Linked DNA regions of Homo sapiens: region 1 is linked to region 2. The links are chromatin contacts, found by Hi-C or POLR2A ChIA-PET in ENCODE. All regions are on one chromosome and are shown on one strand. The core of a region is the stretch at or near the end of the contact, and the rest is flanking DNA. Distances in the headings are between cores, read along the strand shown. Region 1 overlaps PHC3 (polyhomeotic homolog 3). Region 2 holds the start of LRRC34 (leucine rich repeat containing 34).

Region 1 (4,299 bases), core at 1,629-4,128, 340 kb after region 2:
TAGTGGAGGCAGGGAAGGAGGTACCTATGAGAATCAAAACTCCAGGCTTACACCAGGTAGGGGTATAGAATCCACATCCACACTCCCTGTACGGTTCCATAACCCAGCCCAAGACATTAACATCTGAACTAACCCAGGACACTTGTTAAACTGAATGGTGACTGGAGGAAGCTGAGTGAAGTTTATATAGGAGGACCTCTCTGTACTAGTTTTGCAACTTCCTATGATTTATAGGAATTTAATTTATAATTATTTTAAAATAAAAAAGTTTAAAAAACTGTATAGTAGGCACATGACAGTTGGTTATCTAATTCTCTAAATGTATATATATCACATATTTTTATTTTAATATAATAGTTAAATGTATAAATCAATGCATAAATACCACTAATACAATACAGAATTATTCTGTAATTTTGTTTGTTTTTGTTTTGTTTTGTTTTGTTTTTTTGAGACAGAGTCTCGCTCTGTCGCCCAGGCTGGAGTGCAGTGGTGCGACCTCAGCTCACTGCAACCTCCACCTCCTGGGTTCACATCATTCTCCTGCCTCAGCCTCCTGAATAGCTGGGACTACAGGCGCCCACCACCACGCCTGGCTAATTTTTTTTTTTTTTTTTTTTTTGTATTTTTAGTAGAGACAGGGTTTCATGGTGTTAGGCAGGATGGTCTCAATCTCCTGACCTCACGATCCCTCCCCCTCGGCCTTCCAAAGTGCTGGGATTACAGGCGTGAGCCACCGTGCCCAGCCTATTCTGTAATTTAGATCCTATTCCTAACACATCACTGAAATCACCTTAACAATAGTCACCAACATCTAACTGACAAAATCAGTGGAATCTTTTCAGACCATTCCCTCTCAGTCTTCTTTACCAGCTCTTCTTTTGCACCCACTCCCAAAATGTTCATGCTCTGTCTTTGACACTTTTCTTCTTTTTTTTTTTGAGACAGGGTCTCCCTCTGTCACCCAGGCTGGGGTGCAGTGGAGTGATCATGGCTCACTGCAGCCCCAATTTCCTAGACTCAGATGATCCTTCCACCTCAGCCTCCTGAGTAGCTGGGACTACAGGCATGCATCACCACACCCGGCTAATCTTTGTTATTTTTTGTAGAGACAGGGTTTCATCATGTTGCCCAAGCTTGCCTCAAACTCCTGGGCTCAAGCGATACCCCCACCTCAGCCTCCCAAAGTGCTGGGATTACCAGCATGAGCCATCGCACCAGACCACACTTTTCTTCTTGAATTCCTAGATTATCATATCTACTTCCACGGTTTCAAACAATTCAATCCTGATGACTCTTGATTCTTAACTATAAACCCTTTTTTGAAGTTCCAGATCCAAATACCTACAGAACACATCTTTCTGGGTATCCTTTACCAGCTCAAATTCAGCATGTTCAAACAGCAAACTAATTATTCCTTTTAAAACAGCTTCTCCTCAAATGGCACTGGCATTTTCTAAAATTCTCCAAGACACAGTATCTGGAAGTCATCCTGATGCTTCCCTCTCCTTTACCACACACACAAAATCAGTCACGTATCTTGTTTCTAATACATCTTTTTGTCTCCTAATTTCCATTTTGATTTTTCATCACTTAGTTTGAGACTTTGGGCCCATGTCATTTCTGGCTTGATTACTTTAATATCTGCAAACTGATACCTCTTACTGGAATCTTGTCACCTTCTACTTGCCAGATAATCTTTCCCTGATTATTAATATTAATTACCCATTTAAGAATCTTCTGAGGCCGGGCGCGGTGGCTCACGCCTGTAATCCCAGCACTTTGGGAGGCCGAGGCGGGCGGATCACGAGGTCAGGAGATTGAGACCATCCTGGATAACACGGTGAAACCCCATCTCTACTAAAAATACAAAAAAATAGCCAGGCGTGGTGGCGGGTGCCTGTAGTCCCAGCTACTCGGGAGGCTGAGGCAGGAGAATGGCGTGAACCCGGGAAGCGGAGTTTGCAGTGAGCCAAGATCGCGCCACTGCACTCCAGCCTGGGTGACAGAGAGAGACTCCGTCTCAAAAAAAAAAAAAAAAGAATCTTCTGGATAAAGTTAAACCTCTTCCCTGACAACCTCTCTAGCATCATCTCCTCCCCCTCCACACACAACCTTCCCATTACCATAGCAAGGTATGTGTAGTATCATGATCTCAGTCCTCTATGGCACTGGCGATGATATTCCTGACTAGATTGAGCATCCTTGCCACCGCCATGTCCCAGCCCATCTGCAGCTACATAGTGAACAACTTCTCAAAAATCACCTGCTCTAATAAGCTTTTTCAGGCATTCCCATATCCCAAAGCAGAACTGACTATTCCCCCTCTTTGTTGCCTAATTGTTACCGTCCATATACTTTTAGCATATATTTCTATCTCATCCTTCTAAATAATAATTTCTTTAAGGGTGGGGGCCATGTGTTATTCATCTTCATATATCCAGTATCTACGAAAGGTCTTCATTCAATAAGCTTATTAAGTTAATTAATGTCATGTTATTTTAAGGCATATTTCATATTTTAAGGCATATTCATGCAATATTTAAGCTTTGCTCCAGAGATTAAATTACCAACAGGGAAGAACTGGACCCAAGTTTTTCTGACTCATGTATTTTGGCATTCGGGGTACTTTTTTAATATCCTGATAGCTCTCTAGTTCAGGTTACTCTGCAGTAATAATGCCTTAGAACTTTTTTTTCAGTTGGTGATTCTTTCAAAAAACAGTAAGAAAGAAATGTACTCTTAGTAAGGATATTTACACATTCTCTAAAGAAAAATGTAATAAAAGTCTTCTTTAAAAAATGATTGGCTGATAGCTAACAAGCTGGAGAATGCTTTTTAAGGAAGTATAGTACAAAGTACAAACAGAATGCTTTTATTTTTCTTAAAAAAGAAAAGAGGAAGTGAAGACAACTAGCAACGCCCTAACCACCTGTATTCTACTCTAAGTTGTGAGATCAAAGAACAAGTGTTGTGTTTACTTTTAAGTTCCATATAACAAGTAATATTTCAAAAGCAGCTATCTACTAATAACACCCAACTCATGAAGGCCAACAGATCAGTAGCCACCTCTGCAAGAAGTCCATCTCCCTAGCTAGCCTAACTAAAAAACTGTCCTTCCTTTCCACAACTGATAAGGCTCTCCTTTTTCCTGTGTTGCTCTGCTGACCTAAACCAGATGTCTTTACCAGTTTCCATTAATTTCTCTGTCAGTTCCATCCCAACACTCCTAATTCCCTTTCACTGAAGACCCTGACCAATCCTGTCACTTCATATCTCAAGTCACACTCCACAAAGAAACTCACTTACTGAGCCCGATTACTGCAAGCTGTCTCCCCACTGACGCTAATTCTAGGAGTCACCAGAAAGAAACAAGTCTGCCAGAAAAAGCCACTTAACTCCCAACTACCTGTTAATGTCCTCAAAAGGAGTTTCCAACCGATTACTACCCATAGCCAAAGTCCATTTGAGAGTTGCCTCTACCGTTTCACTGATCAGAATCAATCAGGTATACCCTAAATAGAGAAACATTTCACATTAAAAGAATGATGTATCTGTATTCAGTGGCATTAAAAGATTTTTGTGTCCACTGCTGAGTAAAAAGGCAGCAAAACAACATGTAGAGTATCATTCATATAGGTACATACAAATGTCTGTGTGTGTATATGTATCACAAATGTGAAAAACATGTTAAGAAAGATGGCCAGGCATAGTGGCTCATGCCAGTAATCCCAGCACTTTGGGAAGCTGAGACAGGTGGATAGCTTGAGCTCAGGAGTTCGAGACCAGCCTGGTCAACATGGTGAAACCCTGTATCTACCAAAAATACAAAAAATTAGCCAGGCATTGTGGTGCACACCTGTGGTCCCAGCTACTCAGGCGGCTGAGCTGGGAGATCACTTGAGCCTGGGAGGCGGAGGTTGCAGTGAGCCGAGATTGCAGCACTGCACTCCAACCTGGGTGACAGAGCGAGACCCTGTCTCCAAAAAAAAAAGTTAAGAAAAATGACTGCATTGGATATACACACAATAATACATACTCATAACATGATATATGACTAGACTCAATATAGAAACACACACACACCCATGCACCACTACCTGTGAGAACAGTCACCAAAATGTTAAAGGTGTATATATATAATGCCTTCTAGGAGTAAAATCCGGGATTACTTTTTTTAAAGTTTTTAACTTTTCTATGTAGATATTAATTTTAGAATCAGAGAGGAAATGCTATTTTTCTCTTTAATGCTTACCTTAGTATATTAATTTGCTTTTATCATGTTAAAGCAGCTTATAA
Region 2 (4,416 bases), core at 1-2,500:
CCTCCAAAACATGCTTTTCTATACTTAGCCAAGCACTGGGAAATCTAAGCGATAAGCATGAGTCAGAACGTGGGTGCCCTATCCAGAATCCGCAGTGTGTACATTTGAACAAGTTGTTATGCCAGCTTAAATTTCCTCTCATGCTAAAGGCAGAGCCTAACACTGCCCATCTCCTGGATGCAGTATTATTAAGCCAGCCTCCGAACACAGTTCCGTATCCACAAACAGACTTTAAAACCAGCATATAAAACGGAAATGGCGGGTAGGGGGTGGCCGTTCAGGGTAGGTGCTTAACTTGCTAATCATGGGCGCAGAAATATTTAAAACGGAGATAGTACAGAGGTGCAAAGTCAGAAACAGTATCAAGACCCTCATGCCCCCCTGTGACCTGCTCTCTGGGACTTTCACAAAAAGGGGGCTGAGAAGAGCCCCCCCGCCACCCCCTCCCGGAGACCCTGAGAGCACGGCGACAGACACCATCTGCACAACCTATCGCGCAAAGGGCGGACCCACGGGAACTCCTCTCCGTGGACTCCTCTCCTGCCCCCGGTCGCAAAGGGCGACCGGGGACTCTTCTCCTGCCCTCGTTTCTGGGCGCCCCAAACCTCTGGCCACAGCTGGGGTTCCCAGGGGCCCCCCTCCCGCCTCGACGCCTTGGGCTGGCGGGCTGCTGGGAGGACTCCTGCCGTGCGACCCCGGCGCCCCTCGCGCGTTTTGTCTGGGCCAGGCCGCGCAGACGTGCTCCCTACTTCTTACCGCGCTGGACCGCCAGGGCCGCGCCCGGAGTACTGGCCTGAGTGGAGGCCCAAGCCGGGGACCTGGCCGGCGCACGGGCGGCCTCCCGGGAGCTCCCCATGCTCCTCTCACCCACTGGCCGCGGCGGCTGCGCTGCCATGGCGACCGCGCGCGCACTTACAGTCCGCCTGCAGCTGTGAGGCGGCTACACGAGCCTCGGCGCCAGCCTGCTTCGAGTCCCGCTGGCTGTGCCTGCCCGGGCCCTGAGGCCTCACTGCTAAGGCAGTGACCGCCTACTCTGTGGAGGTCCTTTGTCACCCTGCCCTGGTTAAAGGCAGCCTGAGGGAGGGCGTCCTGGCTCCTTTGCAGGGAGGAGTTCCCGAGGTTTGAGGGGCTCCGCTGCTGAGCTAGGGCTGGGGCTACAAAGAAGATTATGACAAAGCCCGCTCCTACAAAGTGTGCACCGGCCTGCCGGGCCAGCGAAGAAGCAGAGTAGCATCAGCACATGATAAAGGCGTTGGGCTTTGGGAGCATAAAGGGTTTTGTGCTCCCAAAGGGCGGGGCCACCAGGGAGGGCTTCCTGAAGGAGGTGACATCTGGATGGTCCGAAGGAGGCTGCCAGAGGACAGAATGCTTGGTGCGTTCTGGGCATGCGCAGGTACTTGAATGTACTCAGATCAGTACAGACAGCGGGGAGGCGGGCAGGGCCAGATCCACATGTGTTACTAAAAGGCCAGGGGTTCCGTCTAGATCCAGCTGCTCCTGGCACAGAATGCCAATCACTGAAACAATGAGAATTGCCAGGGAGGAAGGCTTTAATCTGGTGCTGCAGCCGAGGAGATCAGTCTCAAATCTGTCTCCCCAACCAACTAGAATCAAGGGTTTACATAGCAAGAAAGAAATGTGACTACTTGCAGGAAATCAGGAATTAGGGAGGGGTAAGGAAGAGGAGTTGGTCAACAGGAATCAGGTGGTCGTTTAGGGAATCATGGTGGGTGAGGGATCTGGTGTCTCATTGTCCAGATGTGACGATCTGGTAAGTTTCATTTCCTTGATACTGAAATGGTAATAGTTTCCTTATCCCCCTTGCAGGGCATGCGATGGTGAGGCAGGAAAATAGGGTCTGGAGGTAGGGAACATAAGGCCGATTCGCACTTCGGCTATAACAGGAAATATCCTCTCCATAGGGTGTACACCATAAACGACTTTGTAACCTTACTTCATCCTCTTCATTTACACAGGGCGTACTCTAAGTAACCAATGGAATCCTCTAAGGGATATTTAAACTCCCAAAAAATTTGTAACGGGGTCTTTGAGCCCCTGTGCTCGGCCCACTCCCACACTGTGGAGTATACTTTCATTTTCAGTAAATCCCTTCATTCCTTCCTTGCTTTGTGCGTTTTGTCCAATTCTTTGTTCAAGACGCCAAGAACCTGGACACCTTCTACCGGTAACAATGGGGGTGTGGCTTGCTTCTTTGGTGCTCCGCTGCTCAAACCTCTAGGGGGAGCATGCAGACGGGCAGGTTGTGGGGCACGTGGGCTCCGAACTCACCGCAGCGTCTAGGGGTGAATGCTTACAGCTGCTGAAGCAAAGCCCCAGTAGGCGTGTGTTACAGGGTGCTCTTTCAGTTTTGCTGTGTATAGGCGGCTTGCGTCAATCAGCTCAGTTAGACCCTCTGTCTTACCGCAAGGACAGAGGGCTTTCTGTTTCCTGGGGTTCTGGCCTTGGTGTACCGGAAAAATCGGATCACACAGTGGGCTTGGAGAATGAGTGCAAGGTTTTATTGATTGGTGGAAGTGGCTCTCAACAGATGGATGGGGAGCCAGAAAGGGAATGGAGTGGAAAGGTGGTTTTCCCCTGGAGTCCGGCCGCTCAGCAGCCAGACTCTCCACTGACTGCCCTGGCCAAATTCCCCTCGGTCTACACATCGTGCTGCTTGTCGGTGACCTGGCAGCGTCCGCTGGTGCCTGTCGGTGTGCTCTTCTGCTCCTCTGTTCCTCTCAATGTCCAGCCACCTGTGTGCTCCTCCGCCGGTGTGTTCCTCTCAACATCCAGCCGCTTGTGTCTGTGCCTACTAGGGTCTTGGGGTGTTTGTTTGTTTGTTTGTTTTTTGAGACAGAGTCTCGCTCTGTGGTCCAGGCTGAAGTGCAGTGGCCTGATCTTGGCTCACTGCAACCTCTGCCTCCGAGCTTCAAGCAATTCTCCCACCTCAGCCTCCAGAATAGCCGGGATTACAGGCGCCCCCCACTACGCCCAGCTAATTTTGTATTTTTAGTAGAGACAGGGTTTCACCATGTTGGCCAGGCTGGTCTCAAACTCCTGACCTCAAGTGATCTACCTGCCTCTGCCGCCCAAAGTGCTGGGATTACAGGCGTGAGGCACTATGCCTGGCCCTTTAATCCATTTTGATTTGATTTTTGTATGTGGCAAGAGATAGGGGTGTAGTTTCATTCTTCTGCATATGGATATCCAGTTTTCCCAGAACCGTTATTGAAGAAACTATCTTTTCCCCAATATATGTTACTGATACCTTTGTCAAAAACGAGTTCACTGTAGATGATGGATTTATATCTGGGTTCTCTATTCTGTTCCATTGGTCTATGTATCTATTTTTATGCCAGTACCATGCTAGTTTGGCTACTTTAGCTCTGCAATATAATTTTAATTTAGGTAATGTGATTCCTCCAGTTTTGTTCTTTTTGCTCAGGTTAGCTTTGGCTATGCTGGATCTTTTGTGGTTTCATACAAATTTTAGGATTATTTTTTCTATTTCTGTGAAGAAGGTCTTTGGTATTTTGATAGGAATTGTATATAATCTGTAAATTGCTTTGGATAAAATGGACATTTTAACAATAATTATTATTCTAATCCAAGAACATAAAATATCTTTCCTTTTTTTGTGTGTGTGTCCTCTTTAATTTCTTACTTCAATGTTTTATAGTTTTCATTGTAGAGATCTTTTACTTCTTTGGTTGAGTTTGTTCTTAGGTATTTTATTTTATTTGTAGCTACTGTAAATGGGATTATTTTCTTACTTTTTCTGATTGTTTGCTGTTGGTATATAAAAATGCTACTGAGTTTTATATGTTGATTTTGTATCCTACAACTTTATTGAATTTGTTTATCCATTCTAATAATTTTTTTTGGTGGAGTCTTAAGGATTTTCCAAATATAAGATTATATCATCTGCAAACAAGGATAATTTGGGTTCTTCTTTTCCAGTTTGGATGCTCTTTATATCTTTCTCTTCTCTAATTGCTCTAGCTAAGACTTCCAGTGCTACACTGAATAATAGTGGTTAAAGTGGGCATCCTTATATTGTTCCAGATCTTAGAGAAAAGGTTTTCAGTATTTCCTATTCAGTATGATACTACCTACGGGCCTGTCAAATATGGTTTTTATCGTGTTGAGGTATCTTCCATCTACTCCCAGTTTATTGAGGGCTTTTATCATGAAGTGATGTTGAATTTTATCACATGCTTTTTCAGCATCAATTAAAATGATCATATGGTTTTTGTCCTTCATTCTGTTGATAGGTTGTATCACATTGATTGATTTGTGTATGTTGAGCCATCCTTGCATTCCTAAGATGAATGCCACTTGGTCATGATGAATGATTTTTTTAATGTGTTGTTGAATTCAGTTTGCTAGCATTTTCGTTGAGGATCTTCGCTGAGA

What was found. Hi-C counts contacts between places; a loop is a spot of excess contacts on that map. ChIA-PET counts read pairs that join two places held with the same protein, here RNA polymerase II (POLR2A). Pooled maps may share reads with other maps.
Region 1: a pooled map shows a loop between it and region 2 (4-fold over the local background). The contact joins the enhancer-like site here to the promoter of LRRC34 in region 2. A Hi-C loop is called at or near these places in 3 of 50 pooled maps. POLR2A ChIA-PET finds 5 or more read pairs at or near these places in 4 of 52 experiments (GM12878, T-cell, WTC11 and 1 more).

The regions. Positions count from the first base shown.
Region 1 is chr3:170,151,738-170,156,036 of GRCh38, forward strand. The region is part of intron 4 of PHC3 (polyhomeotic homolog 3); the gene reads right to left. Among named protein-coding and RNA genes, the nearest start is that of PHC3, 28 kb to the right of the region's middle. Within about 2 kb of position 2,879, at least 4 of the 41 ENCODE cell types and tissues checked have a DNase peak (open chromatin) inside an H3K27ac peak, as active enhancers do; they include GM12878, where a contact is called at or near this core.
Region 2 is chr3:169,811,654-169,816,069 of GRCh38, forward strand. It overlaps LRRC34 (leucine rich repeat containing 34), which reads right to left and starts at 1,251. Exons shown (of 11, transcript NM_001172779.2): 1 at 757-1,251. The coding sequence starts at 895. It overlaps LRRIQ4 (leucine rich repeats and IQ motif containing 4), which reads left to right and starts at 1,217. Exons shown (of 6, transcript NM_001080460.3): 1 at 1,217-1,393. RefSeq lists a silencer at 626-925 and enhancers at 2,416-2,515, 2,806-2,855.